Regions from separate parts of the Homo sapiens genome. Here region 2 is linked to region 1. Evidence: chromatin loops called from intact Hi-C (ENCODE). Cell type or tissue: heart right ventricle. All regions are shown on one strand. Links, peaks and the distances in the headings refer to the core of each region. The heading gives the core; the rest is flanking DNA.

Region 1 (8,687 bases), core at 1-8,000:
AGGCCTGGGGGACAAAGTAAAATTAAGTTACCAAATCTGCTGTGAGCACTAGATTTGGAATCAGGAATTCCATTACCAATCCTGCCATTTACTAACTGTGCAACCCTAGGGAAAACACTGGGTCTTGCAGGAGGATTATAGAGGAGGTGTTCCCTTCTCTGTAATTCAGAAATGTTAGTACTTCCTTTAAGGTGGCTATTATAACAGATTTAAGAAATATAATGTTGTTGTAAAGACAGGAATGCTTTTTTGCATGAGTCCATTTATTTAACAGGTACTTGAGCACATATTATATGTTAAGTACCTGCTTGGCATCTCTTCTTGGAAGTCTCAAGGATTCTCAAGCTTATCCTATAGAAAAGTGAGCACATGGTCTTCTTTCCAAATCTTTCAGGGTGTTCTAGCTCAATGAAAGATATCAACATCTATCAAGTTGTCTAACATGCCTATCTAAAGGAGGTTTATGAGTATCACCTCAATATCCCTTTTCTCTTCAACTCTTGTAGACAATCTAACATCAAGCTCTGCCATTTTTTCCTTCTAAATATGTTGGCATATCTGCACATTTCCAGTTTTTACAACTTGTACCATCTCCTTAACCCACATCATGGTCATCTCTCTCCTAGGCCCTTTGTGCCTCCCATTGGTCTACCTGTAATCACCTTCTCATATCTGCACCATAGTCAGATACTTCCATTTCTGTTCTTTTTTAAGGTAGACTTCCTTGACCACATTGACCCCCAACTCTACATCGTTTGTTCACAGCAACTCCTCCCTTTTTACAGACGTATCCTTGACATTTCCTAATCATTGGCATGGTTACATAATTAATGCCTGGCTTTCCAACAAAACTCAAATGTCCATGAAGGTAGAGATCCTACTTCAGACTTCATCCACTTTAGGAGCTTGGATGACTGTCTTTCCACCCCTGAAACTCATTTTTCTGAACTATGAAAGGCAGAAAATAACTAAGATACCAGAAAAGAGACTTTGAGCTTTGATAGTCTGTAGATTCTTTGGATATCTATATCTCTATGCATATGCACATATAAATATACACATAGAGGTATGTTTATCTAGTTATAGAGATGGACAGAAGTGTGTGGGTGCACACACAAACACATACACACACAAATATCCACACACACATACACAGCCCAAGGAATCAATACAACTACCTCTGACTCTTCCCTCTCCAGAGGCTTCCTATGCAGATTTATTCTTTCTGTCTTCTGGGTACGACAGAAACAATACATCATATGACCACAAACTGGATTATGCTATTCATTAATTTTATTCAGTTGAGATTTATTGAGTGCCTGCTCTGTGACAGCTATTATACTTGCATCTGGACACTCCAAAGTGAAAGGGTCAGGGTCACTGAACTTTCCCTTGCAGCAGTCCTAATTCCAGTTAGATTAGCTCCCTTTCAGACTTGGCTCAAGGCCACTCATGCAGTGGCACTGAGTGAGACTCTCTACCTGAATTCTCCAGGTCCTTATAAGCTTCGGCCCAAGACTTGGCCATGTTGGCCAGCGTGTACTCCATGATCTGGATGTCCGTGATGGGGCAGTTGCACTGCGGAAACTCCTCGGCACATTGGCAGCGACACTGGCTGTTCTGGCACAGGTACTCCCCCTCCCCATTGCACATGATATAGCTCAAGGCCGACTGGACAAACTTCTCTTGCAGATACTGAGGAAAGATTATCTGAAGACCTGTGTGAGAATAGCAAGAAGGGAAAACAGAAAGGTTTAAAAAAAGGTGTTTCATTAACAATTTCCAAAGGTGATACATAGGAATCTGAAGCTGCTACATTTCTCCCTGTGTATTGGAACCAATATATTTCTGGGCCAACCTAGATCCAGACAGGGTATTATTGGTGAGGCTTCCAGTTGCATCACTTTTACTTAAACTTCTCAGGTCATGACTTTGGCCATCTCTGAAAGGCATACTCTATTCTGTTATAGTAGGACTGAGGCTAGAGCCACATATGGTATATACCTTTTCCATTTGTGGAGAAAACTCTTATTGAAAATATAACATTATTGTTTATTATTCTTTATTTCCTCAAGTGCTTTCCTTAAGTATTTATATAAACCCTATTTATGAAACACAAGTTCTGAGCTAGGCACTAGGCCTGTAGAGATAAAAAAAAAAAAAAGACACAATCCTTGCCCTTGGGGAGTTTACAATATAATCAGCAGGTGTAGACATGGACGCACATCATCATAACATGGCTTTATAGACCTATAGCAGAGAGAGCCATATGAGGCAAATGAACAGCAGAAGACTGCAAATAACATTGTTTAGATAGCAGGGAAACCTTCATAGAGGAGACAGAATTTGGGCTGGTTGAAAAGCAAGTAAGAGAACACTAGGTTAAAAGAAGAACAGGAAGGACATTCTTAAAAGAGGAAAGGCATCATGTGTCTGGAAATTCCTAGTGAAGAAATGAACTTGGATGAATGGAGGTGCTCGTGCTGTAGAAAATAGCTGTAGAGAGGGACAGAGGCCAGTGTGCAAAGGGCTTTATTATATGCTAGGGAATTTGGACATTATTCTGTGGATCATAGGTACACATTGGTAGTTTTGAAGGGTACGAGTAACATAATTAGAGTGATATAATTTAATAGGACCACTGTAACATAAAAACTAACACATCACTAGACACAAGCATCACTAGATAATTAATTTTCTCTTCTTTGCTCTAACAGTGAGGAAGCCATGGTCTACCAATAGGAAGTGACCAGCCCATGGTTACAGGATTAGCACTCTGGATTACATCTCATGATCCTCTCTTTATACTTGAATATTCAAAGTCTTAATACAGAGAGCCAATGATAGAGAAGGATTTATTTGGACATGAGCACTACTCTGGTACCTATGAAAAGTCAGCAGAGTGGTCTATTGTCTGTGGTGCCCAGAGAGAAGGACAGATCTGGGCTAACTTAATTCATTAGGGCACTTTCGCTTAGGACATTTCTCTCCACCTCATTTGGAGCTGCAAACAGTTTTAGCTTCCAATATGAGGTAATGGTTCTACTACTCACTGTGTAAAAGAGAACTGTATTCTTATTTGGATTATTTTTTTTCTCATTTATGCTTCAGGGACACTCCTTAATCCAACTCATCAGGGATTTGCTCAACAAGGTCAGCATTTCTTCCATTTTCTATTCACAGTTGTTTCTAGATTTTTATCTTTTTTCCATTTTCTTCAGGTTTTATATATACTTAAATAAGCCCCATCCTTTCAACCTGTCTTCACATGGCAGCTAAAAGAGAATATTTTCAGAGGGACATTGTGGGAAAGAAGATGATTCCTCCAGCATGCCTTATGGCAGGACACCACACGCTGTAGTAAAAAACCTGGGCATGGCTGCACTGCATGCTGTAGTCAGAAACCTGGGCATGGCTGCACTGCACGGTGTGGTCAAAAACCTGGGCAGGGCTGCACTGGCTCCTCTTCTTACTACCTAAGTCATCTCAAGCAAAATATTCAGCCTGCCTGTTAGGTTCCACTTAGTATCTATGTACAAAGATTATTGAGAGGACTACATGAAAGAATGCCTACAAATTATCTGGAAAAGCTCCTGGCACATAGCAAGCAAACAATAAATGTTGTCTGTTCTTATTTTTGATGTGATGACGATGACGATATTGATGATGATGCCACTCCTCTGATTAAAGTGGTTAAAGGTTTAACAAAACCTTCAGGATTAATGAAAGAAAAACAGGTGTGGGTGTATAATCAAAAGGCAGTCTTCACATATTTGCAGAGCTTTGATAAGCAGGAGGGTTTAGAATTCTGTGCCTGTTGAACCAGCATTGGTGACAGGGCTGTTGAGAAAGGTGTATATGTCAATATGCATGGAAGGGATTCTAGCAGATTAAGCTATACAGTTGAACAACGGGCTGCTGTGAGACTGAGTGAGCTCCACATTGATGAGCAATGAGTCCGTATGGGTTTGAGTGACTGTTTGGGAGGGCTACTGTACAAGGGCATAACACACATACCAAAACGTGAGGTAAAACAAATCAAGAATAAAGTCCCTTCTGAACTGAGTCTACAATTCTTTCAGAGTGTGCAATTCTTTCTGAGTCTACAATTCTTTTAGTCATTTTATCTATATCACCATTTTCTCTTCTAGAGCCAAATTTATTTTTAGCTGATCCCAATCCCCCATAGGCAACTGGGTGTATGGATCGGGGTTAAGTTTCTGTTGCTTAAAGGAACTCTACAGACTATATTCTCAGTTCTATTTTTCTAGCTTGCTCATCATTTTCTTTCTCCCTTCTGTAGGGGATAAAATATTCTATTCTTGGTCCCAGCCCAAAAGGAATTTGGGGAGAGCATTTATAGAAAATTGCGTCAAATCATTTTTCCATTTGGCAAGGATACAAAAGGCAGTATTACCTACCCCATTTAATGCAACTGAAAACAGATGAAGTTTGGGGTTGGGGGTTTTCTGGGAGCAGCTAAAATACAAAACTGGCTGCTCTTTAAAAATGGAAACTCAGAACATGCCGAGCTGTCTTGGAGGCAGAATCTCCTGGGCAATTTCGAAAGAGAACAATGAAGACATAGCAATTAAAAAGCACTTTTCTGTAAAATGTCATTACTGTTTAAAGTTACATAACCATTTCTACGGCAGCGGAGGTTCACACAGCAGTCACAGACAGAGTCGTCTCCTGATGGCCTGTGTCCAACAAAGAGGCCCAGTGCTGAACTCCTACATGGGCGCCTGAATCCTGCCTGCTTCAATGGGAACCATAAATAATTTGGAGGGGGATTTGGCTTGTGAAACCACTGTTTGAAAGATATACAGCTGCCGGCTGGGGTGAAATATTCTGTCCCCACAGTTCCCAAAGACACAACACACAGACACACAGACACACACACACACACACGGAGAGAAAGAGAGAGAGAGAAAAGAAAACTGAGAAAATGAGAGAGAAAAGGGCTACTGTTATTGCCAAGCATATAAATTTTGCCTTAGAAAACCCAGGCAGGCAATAGTTGAGAGTTTTATTTGAACATCAACTCACCCACACTGAACATATGGAATATTTTTCTCCCAATCTTTTTATATATTAAAATAATCTTGTTATAATTTAAAATGGAATGTTTCACTGTTCTGCAGAGCATGTGGGCAATGTATATGTGGGAACACCCAAGATGTCTTCCTTCTCTTTTCCTGATTTGTGCCTCATTCTTTTTCCTTTCAATTCACCTTCGACAGGTGCATCTCACAATATTTTTTGTAGCTTGTATACAGTCTTTGTGTGCTGAGATATTATTTCTCTTTCTCTGTGTCACATGATGGGATATCTCTATTTCCTTGCCTCCCTCCTTCCTCTTATCTCCTAATATTCTCTTCTGTACTGAGAATACATCAGAAAAACCCTGCCTTTTTTTCAGTACCTGCAATACACACATCAATATTGTTCCTCCCATAATCTTTGCACTTGCGTTTCCCTGTGCACCGAATATTCTCTCCTCAGATTTCTGCTTGATCCCTTGTCCTATAATCCAGACCCTCCCAGACCCAGGTTAAAAGGCATCTTCAATTTTTTTCATAGGATTAATTCCTGGCTGAAATTATCTTTTGAATTTGTTTTATTTCTAATAGTTTTTCTATCATCCCCATTAGAGAGTAGGCTCTAGGGAAGAAGGGACCTGTCTGCCCTCTAAGGGCCCCCAGAGTATAAACTAAGGTCAAGCCCAGTGTAGGCTCCAGGCACTCATTTGTTGATCAAATAAATATTTTTTTTTTTTTTTTTTTGAGACCGAGTCTCACTCTGTCACCAGGCTGGAGTGCAGTGGCACAATCTCAGGTCACTGCAACCTCCGCCTCCCGGGTTCAAGCGATTCTCCTACCTCAGCCTCCCGAGTAGGGTTTCAACATGTTGGTCAGGATGGTTTTGAGCTCTTGACCTCATGATCCACTTGCCTCGGCCTCCCAAAGTGCTGGGATTACAGGCATAAGCCACTGCACCCTAACAGTCAAAGGAACTTTGAACTTTAAACACTTCCTCCTGCAAGGAGGAAGTGTTGACTTTGAACTTTAAACGCTTCCTTCTCCAAGATGAAAAGAAAGTGCCTCACGAGGCTTCTGAGGTGTTAGAATTTAAAAATCAGGTGACCTGGCCAAAGTCTCACAACTAAGGTAACAGAACCAGGACTCCAATCTAGGAATTCAACTTGAGTTCTGACACACTCGAGGGTGACCTGGCTTACAACCCCTGTGGTGGCTCCAGCACAGTTGAGACCTCTGGCAATGTTTTATACCCCCTGAAACTCAGGGATTTTTTTTTTTTTTTTTTGGCTATGAGGTTGAAACCCCAATCTCCTTGTATACTAACAAAGAGAGAAAAGGCATAAACTTAAGCCACAACTCGGCTGCCATGGACTGCATGTTTGCGCTCCCTGTCCCCTGCATACATACATTCATATGCCAAAACCCTCACTTGCAATGCCATGGTATAAGAAGCCGGAAACTTAGGAAAGTCATTAGGTTTAGATGAGGTCATGTGGGTGGTGCCCTTGTGATGGGACTAGTGCCCTTATAAGAAAAGGAAGAGATGGGAGAAGAGACAGCTTGTAGCTGTCTACAAGCCAGGAAGCAGTCCCTCCCTCACCAGACACCATATCTGCTGGTACTTGATCTTAGACTTCCCAGCATCCAGACCTGTGACAAATAATTTCCTTTTGTGTAAGCCACCCAGTCTGTGAAATTTTGTTACAGCAGCCTGAGCAGACCAAGACACTGTCATAATTAAGTGTTCAACAAATGTTAGGTTGCCCCCCATTTAACTAGATATCAGATCACATTCATTACCTGGACCAAACTTGAACCCTTCTTGAAAAATCCTCCTTGAATAGCACCATTTGAGCCAGTATAAAACATGCTAAGAATGCATTTTCTTATATGAGGATTAAAATAATTATTATTGGTCTTCGTTTTTAATCACTCCATCATTTTTCTTCTATTAATTTTCCTTCCTTCCTTCCTGTTTTCCTTCTTTCCTCATTTTCTTCCCTCCTTCCTTCTTCCCATTTATCTTTCCTTTCTTTCTTCCCATCTTTCTGCTTCCCTTCTTTCACACATATTCCTGAAGCCCTACTATGTGCCAGGCAGCTGTGCTGTGGATACTAGGGTGAATGAGGCAGACAACTCCCTCTTGTTGTAGGTCTTACTGTTTACTGAGAGAGAGAGAGAGAGAGAGAGAGAGAGAGAGAGAGAGAGAGAGAGAGAAAGAGATGTAAACTAGTTGCTTGGATGCAATGAAACCAGTATTCTATGAGAAGTACAAGTTTTTCAGGGAACACAGGGAAAGAACAATGAACTCAGCATGGACTGGATTAGGGGTGTTAAAAGCACTCTCCACTCTCCTAGGGGGTAGCATTTAAGCTGAGACCTAATGGATACAAGGGCACTAGGGGATGAGGGATCCACAGAAAGAGTAGTCTAGACAGCGGGAAGAGCATGGAAAAGGCCACGGGCATAGAACTCCTTCCAGCTGAGAATCAACTTGGCCCTCACATTTCTTTCTGACTAAGGTTCGTCTTCTTTTGTTTGTTTGCTTACAAGTTCCCTAGAAAAGAAAAGAAAGAGTACTTGCACACAAGAGATCAAAATTTTGAAGGGAAGGGTGACACAAAGCAGAAATCTGTGAGCTCCTTAGAGGAAATAGCATTTCTTATAGTACAAGAAAGATCTTTATTCATTATAAGATGGGATTCTGAGACTCAGGAAAAAAATGGGGCTCACTGTGTTATTGAGTTTCAACCACTGGGAGTACTCAAGTAACAGAAGAACTTTAGGGGACCCTCAAGTTGGATCTCTGGAGACCTTCAACAACATTGATGATATTGCTAGCAGGCACTTGGATCAACTGACCATGCTCTGTGAGGCTGGGGAAAGAAGAATATCTGGAAAAGATAACTGGGAAAGAAGATCCAATCAACAGAAGCTGAAGGTGAACCTAAGACCTGAAGATTATAGCCCAATCTTCATCGCTGACTTTGATTCTGCTCTTTTGCTGACAGGAACTCAGCTTGTTTCTCCTTTTAACAAGTAGTACATTAGGAATTGTTGGAGGAAATAAGAGGTTTAATGCATGCTTCCCACCTCCTAAAGAAACAGAGAGGTTACTCAGATATTGAAAACTAAAGCAAAAAAAAAATTCAAGAACGGGAAAGAAAGTCCTTGATTGATGATTAAAACATTAAAAGTAGTATTGTGTCTGGCACATAGTAGGTTTTTATAAATGTATTTCAAGTATTGAATAAGTCAGTGATCTATTATGAAGACGAAAGAAAATAGGCCTGGAAATAATGAATATGGAAGACTTTGTAATGGCTGTGGGATGTGGGCTGAATCTTGAAACATGAGCATGGTCTGAATAGGTAGATAAAGAAAGTGAACTCAGTATGCCATAGCAGAGGGCATAATTTGGGTCAATCTAAGCCTTTCTTATGCAAGGCAAAGACCATGCATTGTCATAGGTTGTTTTTGGTAAGCTTTATTTTGTTTTATTCTATATCCTAATTACCTAATACAGTGGTATTTTTGATGGATTTGCTCTTTTCTGACCTATTTCATTAGATATTAAATACACGATTTCTTACAGTGCCAAGGGAAGAAGGAAAAAACACAGGTTCTATTTTAGTTGAATATAAA
Region 2 (8,687 bases), core at 335-8,334, 180 kb before region 1:
TTATTTCAGGTAGAACTTTGTAAAACTTCTATATGTTAATATAAATTATGAATCTCTAGAGAAGATATGTAAGATTTAATGTCTCCCAAAAACATTAATCAAAGAAATATGTGGATCCAATGTCTTCCAAAAATATTGATAATGAAATCATTGGTAGCCAGGTTCTTATTTACAGGCAATAGAGCCAAACTCAGAATAGGGAGGCAGGGTGGAAGCAGGAGAGAGAGAGAGAGAGAGAGAGAGAGAGAGACAGAGAGAGAGAGACAGAGAGAGACAGAGAGAGAGAGAATGAATGAATATATATGTATTTTTTTCTTTTAAAGAAGGGCCTAGATTCAGAAGTTCAAACACAGTCATTAAGACTGAGTCCCTGTTTATTTCTGGGTTCTAATTATTGTCAAGTTTTTATTCTGTTATTACAGTATTGGGTCCTTTACCCATCTCTGAACTAACCAATGATGATTATAGTCAGATTGATACAATGCTCTGATTAAATATATCTATCTCTGGACCTTAAGATAAAATCATTTCCAGGGCCGGGTGCGGTGGCTCATGCCTGTAATCCCAGCACTTTGGGAGGCCGAGGCAGGCAGATCACGAGGTCAGGAGATGGAGACCATCCTGGCTAACACGGTGAAACCCCGTCTCTACTAAAAAAAACACAAAAAATTAGTCGGGCGTGGTGGTGGGCGCCTGTAGTGCCAGCTACTCGGGAGGCTGAGGCAGGAGAATGGCGTGTACCTGGGAGGCAGAGCTTGCAGTGAGCCGAGATGGCACCACTGCACTCCAGCCTGGGCGACAGAGCGAGTTTTTTTGTTTTTTGTTTTTTTTTTTCAAAAAAAAAAAGATAAAATAATTTCCATATTACCTACATCAATTAAGAGTAGGAATTGAATAATTTTGGCATCCTGTTTTCAAAATGGAAACACATAAGTTAGGAATTACAGGATGTATGCTATAGAATCATACCCTCTCCTTTTGGATTGAACTTCAAATGAAACAAAGACACAACACTTTTTGGAAAATGTAAGTTAGATGGTTGTGTACAGGGTCCTGGCCATAAGAGATCCTCATGAAATGTCAACTCCTTTCCTTTGTCACTCCTTCTATGCTATTTTAGTGTCTTAGTGAGCCAATCAAACAATTTGGGAAGCCCTGTTAACACCTAAATATCAATCCAGGTATCAATTCTTAGAATCTAAATCAAATCCCCAAGCACTCAAAAAAGTTCTTTAAGCATGGTCATGAACTCAGTACTATAGGATGCCTAACTATATTCTACTGAGTATTCTTTAATTGAATACATCAAAAATAGCTGTGCTTCCATATACCACACACCATACAGTTCCTCAGAGTTTTACATATTTATTAGTTTAAATGCCATAGGAGAAAGACTTTCAAAAAATTTTCCCCAATCCATTATTAAGATTTTTTTCATTCGCTCTGAAGACATTAATACTTCAAGGTGGCCTTGACCTGTTTCTTCTCTACTCTACCCTAACTGCTTTGAGCCCCCACGTTACCTTTCTCACCTCTTCATACTTCTCTTGATTGACCTTTCATACTTTCCTTGGCCAATCTCTCTATTGCATTAGTGCAGCCTCTGTTTGCTGCCTTCTTTTGGATTTTTATCTATCTATCTTTGCCAACCTGCACATCCTCTTGGACTCCTGTATCTCCCTTCTTAAATGTCTTTCTTTTCTAACCTTAGTCCTTGCTATGGCATTGCATTCATAAATATTGTTTCCACCAGTTGTTAGCCATGTGACCTTTTGTTTGCAGAAATCATATCCATATTCATAAGCTGCTAGGCATATTTTATAAATCAGAATTCATTGTGAAATACATTAACCCCTCCTATTGTCTCAGCTTGCCAGTTAGAGGAAATCATAGTCTCTTGCAGTTTTGTTCCAAAAAATAAGAGTTCACTTCAACTCCTACTAAAGGGAAGAGACCAATAAATCACAACCCTGCTAACCTGCTGGCAATTCTGTCTTACCAGCAGCTCTCTGATTGCAGGGAAACAATAATAATAATGGAATTGCAGATACAAATACACTTTTCATTTGGAGGTTTCCCTCCTTAATACTAAAACACGTTAGCATCTGGAACGATTGTCAAGCATCCAATTCTGTTATCCAAGAACCAGGAAGGTCATTCAGCCAAGAACTAGAGCTAAGTTACTGACTTTTACAATAAAAGTAAAGAGAAGATGAGAAGTAGTGTCTATTGTGACTTCATCACATTAACACTGAGTTAGGTTATTAGACTTATCTGACCTTCAAAATGATTGCGTGTATATACCCACACACATAATTTATGCATACTATTTATAAAATAGTACTAATAATATGGCATCTCAGGCTACCATAACAAAATCCCATAGAATGGGTAGCATTAACAACAGAAATTGATTTCTCACTGTTCAACAGAAATTGATTTCTCACTCATCTATTCTTTTAGCAATTTTGAAATATACGACGCATTATTATTAACTGTCGTCACCATGCAGTGCAATAGATCTGGAAGTAAAGATAATAAGAATTTCTGTTCTGCAGACTTTCCAGAAGGTTTGTTCAATCACATCAGACCATAAGGAACAAAGTGTTTGGGGGCCCATAAAGTGTTATGCAAAGGTTAGTGGAAGGAAGTCCCAGATCACAGTGCTAGAATAGTCTAGTTCTGACAAGGAATCTCTTCCTGGCTTACAGGCAACCATCCTCTCCCTGTGTCTTCACATGATGCAGAGTGAGAGAGTTCTAGTCTCTTCTTCTTCTTATGAGGACACTAATCCTATGGTGGGGCCCCATCCTTGTGACCTCATCTAAACCTAATTGTCTCCTAAAGGCCCCGCCTCATCATACCACCATATTGGGGCTTAAAGTTTCAACATATGAATTTGGGGTAAGACACAAACATTCAGTCCATAACAATATGCAATCCTGATTCTTACAGAAGAGGATACTAAGGCTCTGACATAGCCCAAGGTTACACAGTGAGTGAGTAGAGTGAGTTATAGACCCCAGTCTTTCTGGCTTAGAAGTCCAGATACATTTCAAGACTGATTTTTAAAAAATAAAAAATTATATAATAAAATAATTCAAGCTCTCTGTAAACTCTTATAATCATGAGAAGCCCACTTCCTCTTAATACATCTTGGTGTTTTCATAGTGTAGGAGGCAAAGCTTGGGTTGAGAAATATAGTTTCCCAAGATTTAGACTTGTCTCTCTCTCCAGTAAACAACTTTCTTTCTCTGAGACTCCTCATCTTCTAAACAGTGAAGTTAGAAAGTGTTAGGGGGTGTTAGGAGGTCTTTGTTCTGAATTATTAAAGCTCTCATTGGTAGAATAGTCTCAATGTGCCAGAAATTCCAGTAAGTGTTAATTTAACTTTCTCATTTGCAACAGACACTTTTACGGATGAGGTAAATGAGGGCTCAAGAGGTTAAGTAACTAGGCCAAGTTAATCCAACTAGCAAGGAGTAGGAATTTAAACCCAGATCTGACCCCAAGCCTACGTCTCAACCACAATTCCTTACAACAGTTTAAATATTCTTTTCAAGAGAGTACTCATTCTTCTTAAAAGATAAAAGACATCTCCAAGTGTGATCTTATAAATGAAAATGACCATGAAACTATTATCCCATTGATCTGTCTTCTACAAACACAGTCCGTCAAAATGAAAGACATAGGCAGTCAGACTCCAAGGTCAAATCCAAGCTACCACTAAGTTCCATCATTAGTTCATTCATCTGACTATAATCAGAAGATGAAGAGACTAGAGTTTAGCTTCTGGGATTTAAACTTGTGGTTCCCAGGAATCTCACAGGATGTTACATGCGCTCCACTGATTAGGTCCTCCCACTGACTCTCTCTGCCTCACTGACTATGTGACATTTGTGTTAGTTCTATACATGCTACAGTTATACTATGAATATTGTGCACTCTGGTAAAATCTTTCAGTTTCATATATCAGGCTGCTGTACCAACAGTAATTAATTAGGCCTTACAACCCCTGATGAGATTATTAAGTATAAACACAGCCTTGTGCGTGGCCCAGGGAATTTTGTCATCAGAAGTTGTAAGTTCAATTCACACCTTCACAATGGACCTCAGGCTACTGGTACAAAGGCTATCAGAAAGATAAAAAAGGATGATATTATGATTCAGATCATGAATTTTCTCCTATGGAGCAAAAAGGGAAATATTCTTGACATACAGAATTCAGTTTGTAGAGTGATGGTCACCCAAGGAGTGCTGGAGTTGAGGACAGAAGATAAAGGTCTTCGACCTGCCATTGACACCAAGTTACAGCAGTGCTGTTGTCCGTGTGGCCTTGGGCAAGCATGTTAAACTCCCTAAACATCAACTTCTTATCAATTTATTTTTAACTGAAAAATAATAATTGTGTATATGTATGGGGTACAATGTGATGTCTTGATCTATGCCTACATTGTAGAAAGATTCAAGGAAGCTAATTAACATATTCCTCACCTCACCAACTTCTTTGTGGCAAGAACATTAAAAATCTATTCTTTTAGCAATTTTGAAAAATACAATACATTATTATTAAGTGTCGTCACCATGCAGTGCAATAGATCTGGAAGTAAAGATAATAAGAATTTCTGTTCTGCAGACTTTCCAGAAGGTTTGTACAATCACATCAGACCATAAGGAACAAAGGGGGCCCATAAAGTGTTATGCAAAGGTTAGTATTTGCATGCCACTATGACTTGAGCTCATGATGACCTGCTGGATATAAAAATCAGTTTAATTTCATATGCTATGCTCCTACTGAGTATTGAGCACCTAGGTCTCCTGAATATGGAAGATGCAAAGGTGAATACAATCATTCTCTGAGGGCTTTCTGCCTCTTTGGGTCTATGCAAGAAAACTATGACGGCAAATATTAAAATGTTAATTAGCACTGGTTGCATTTCTATAATCATTCTCTATTTTTTTTTTTTTTTGCGTTTCATGGACAGTGCAAACACAACTACAATATGTGATATAGCCAGCCCCCATGAGAGGGGGTATGATTTTCTGTAACAGAGAATAAGATCCTACTAACACATCACAGAGGACAAAAGCGGTATATATCCAAAGTTGGTTATTTGCAGTTGAAATATAAACAGCTTCTCTTGCTTAATAATATACTACCTGTATTGCTCACTCTGAATCTTTTTTGTCAAACTGATATGCTAAACTGTCTATATATAGCATTATGCCAAAATCAATGTTTAAAGCATGCATAACATCTGAGGACTTCTTATTTCTAAAAACAGTTTGGTTATTATTGTGGACCAAATGTTTTTGTCCCCCCAAAATTCATATGTTGAAATTCTAACTCCCAATGTGACGGTAGTAGAACACAGGGCCTTTGGGAGGTAATTAAGTCTTGAGTGTAGAGCCCTCGTGAATGGGATTAATGCCTTACAAAAAGGACCCCAGAGTGCTCTCTCTCATCCTCTTTCCACCATATGAGGATACAACTAGAAGATGGCAGTCTGTACCCAGAAGAGGGCCCTCTTAGAACAGACCATGCTAGCACCCTGATCTGGGGCTCCCAGCCTTCAGCACTGGGATAAATAAATTCTATTGTTTATCTACCACCTGGTCTATGGTACTTTTCTGGAATAGCCCTAACTGGTGCAGGTATAAATTTGATATGTATGGTGATTCTTGTTACACTATTAAGAAAAAGGAAACAATTTCTCACAGAGATGCTGGGTGGAAAATTGAAGTCCTCTGATTCCTTTCCTCATTATTAATAAAGTATTTAATTAAGAAATAATGTATTAATTTAACAAATCTTTATTGAGCATTGCTGGTAGAAGTATCAAATGGTATAAGTACTTTGAAAAGCAGTGGGGCAAGCCCTTATAAAGATTCTCATAGAGGTGTGTACAAATATACACCTATGCCATGACTCAACAATCTCCTCAATAGAAATGAAAATGTCTCTTTGCCCCAAAGAAATGAAAATATGTATGCACAAAAAAGACTTATATAGGAATGTTCATGCACCTTTATCTTAAATCACTAAAGACTGGAAACATGTCCATCAACAGTAGAATGAAGGAACAAAATATGATATATCCCTACTACGCAGTACTACTCAGCAATACTAATAAACTATTAGTATCTGCAGTGTCAGTGCATCTCAGAGACATTACACTGAACAAGAGTTACTAGACTTAGGAGGAGATGCTGTATGACTCTACTTACACGTAGTTTTAGAATAGGTAAATTAATCTAGAGTAATAGAAATCAGATTACTGATTGCCTGGAGTCAGGGGTGGGGAATTCAGTGGCAAAGGACACAATGGATCTTTCGGGGATGATGGATGTAGTCTCTATTTTAACCAAGGTGGTGATCATAGGTATGTACACATAATTAAAACTCATTGAATTGTATAGAGTACTTAAAATGAACACATTTATCTTACTGTGTGTAAATTATGCCTCAATAAAACTGATTTTAAAGCATATACAAAGATTTTATCACATTAAATGTTGTCAACAACATCCCCTTTCTTCCCTCATAGTCTTAGCTATCTCATTGTTTACTTACTCATTAGAAGGGGCTAGAAAAAGCCTCCCGCGATTGTGAGTTTAATAATCTACGTGAAATTATGAAACTGTCCAAATCCATGTGGAAATGCTAAGTTTTTGGTTTTTTTAATGGACAAAAGGATGACCAAGCATTTGCTCTGATTTGTCAAATCAAAATTGCCCCCTGATGTGGCATTTCATATGACTGGGAATTCAACCAAGCCTTTTATTTTTTTATTATTTTGTTTTTATTATACTTTAAGTTTTAGGGTACATGTGCACAATGTGCAGGTTTGTTACATATGTATACATGTGCCATGTTGGTGTGCTGCACCCAGTAACTCGTCATTTAACATTAGGTATATCTCCCAATGCTATTCCTCCCCCTTCCCCCTACCCCATAACAGGCCCTGGTGTGTGATGTTCCCCTTCCTGTGTCTGTGTGTTCTCATTGTTCAATTCCCACCTATGAGTGAGAACATGCGGTGTTTGGTTTTTTGTCCTTGTGATAGTTTGCTGAGAATGATGGTTTCCAGCTTCATCCATGTCCCTACAAAGGACATGAACTCATCCTTTTTTATGGCTGCATAGTATTCCATGGTGTATATGTGCCACATTTTCTTAATCCAGTCTATCATTGTTGGACATTTGGCTTGGTTCCAAGTCTTTGCTATTGTGAATAGTGCTGCAATAAACATATGTGTGCATGTGTCTTTATAGCAGCATGATTTATAGTCCTTTGGGTATATGCCCAGTAATGGGATGGCTGGGTCAAATGGTATTTCTAGTTCTAGATCCCTGAGGAATTGCCACACTGCCTTCCACAATGGTTGAACAAGTTTACAGTCCCACCAACAGTGTAAAAGTGTTCCTATTTCTCCACATCCTCTCCAGCACCTGTTGTTTCCTGACTTTTTAATGATCGCCATTCTAACTGGTGTGAGATGGTATCTCATTATGGTTTTGATTTGCATTTCTCTGATGTCCAGTGATGATGAGCATTTTTTCATGTGTCTTTTGGCTGCATAAATGTCTTCTTTTGAGAAGTGTCTGTTCATATCATTTGCCCACTTTTTGATGGGGTTGTTTGTTTTTTTCTTGTAAATTTGTTTGTAAATGAAATTGTAAAATTTCATTGTAGATTCTGGATATTAGTCCTTTGTCAGATGAGTAGATTGCAAAAATTTTCTCCCATTCTGTAGGTTGCCTGTTCACTCTGATGGTAGTTTCTTTTGCTGTGCAGAAGCTCTTTAGTTTAATTAGATCCCATTTGTCACTTTTGGCTTTTGTTGCCATTGCTTTTGGTGTTTTAGACATGAAGACCTTGCCCATGCCTATGTCCTGAATGGTATTGCCTAGGTTTTCTTCTAGGGTTTTTATGGTTTTAGGTCTAACATGTAAGTCTTTAATCCATCTTGAATTAATTTTTGTGTAAGGTGTAAGGAAGGGATCCAGTTTCAGCTTTCTACATATGGCTAGTCAGTTTTCTCAGCACCATTTATTAAATAGGGAATCCTTTCCCCATTTCTTGTTTTTGTCAGGTTTCTCAAAGATCAGATAGTTGTAGATATGTGGCATTATTTCTGAGGGCTCTGTTCTGTTCCATTGGTCTATATCTCTGTTTTGGTACCAGTACCATGCTGTTTTGGTTACTGTAGCCTTGTAGTATAGTTTGAAGTCAGGTAGTGTGATGCCTCCAGCTTTGTTCTTTTGGCGTAGGATTGACTTGGCAATGCGGGCTCTTTTTTGGTTCCATACGAACTTTAAAGTCATTTTTTCCAATTCTGTGAAGAAAGTCATTGGTAGCTTGATTGGGATGGCATTGAATCTATAATTTACCTTGGGCAGTATGGCCTTTTTGACGATATTGATTCTTCCTACCCATGAGCATGGAATGTTCTTCCATTCATTTGTATCCTCTTTTATTTCATTGAGCAGTGGTTTGTAGTTCTCCTTGAAGAGGTCCTTCACGTCCCTTGTAAGTTGGATTCCTAGGTATTTTATTCTCTTTGAAGCAATTGTTCAAAAGTACCTGAAAGCATTCAAAACATATTTCTGAAGGAAAAAAGTTTGTGTGTGTGTGCATGTGTGTGAGTGTGTGTGCATGTGTGTGTGTGTGTGTGTATGTATAT

The links. A loop is a pair of places that touch in the nucleus more often than their neighbours do. Peaks named below come from ENCODE experiments on the same cell type or tissue, not always from the same donor. Only the 100,000 strongest peaks of a DNase experiment are listed, where the experiment ranks them.
Region 2: a loop joins it to region 1, with 3.0 times the contacts of the local background. A loop is called at or near these places in 1 of 110 quality-filtered maps.

The regions. Positions count from the first base shown.
Region 1 is chr9:119,212,438-119,221,124 of GRCh38, forward strand. It overlaps BRINP1 (BMP/retinoic acid inducible neural specific 1), which reads right to left. Exons shown (of 8, transcript NM_014618.3): 6 at 1,482-1,718. Among named protein-coding and RNA genes, the nearest start is that of BRINP1, 150 kb to the right of the region's middle. In heart right ventricle, for the core only: no CTCF peak of the experiment used is centred there; a DNase peak (open chromatin) is centred at 4,738.
Region 2 is chr9:119,031,647-119,040,333 of GRCh38, forward strand. No RefSeq gene overlaps it. Among named protein-coding and RNA genes, the nearest start is that of BRINP1, 330 kb to the right of the region's middle. In heart right ventricle, for the core only: no CTCF peak of the experiment used is centred there; no DNase peak of the experiment used is centred there.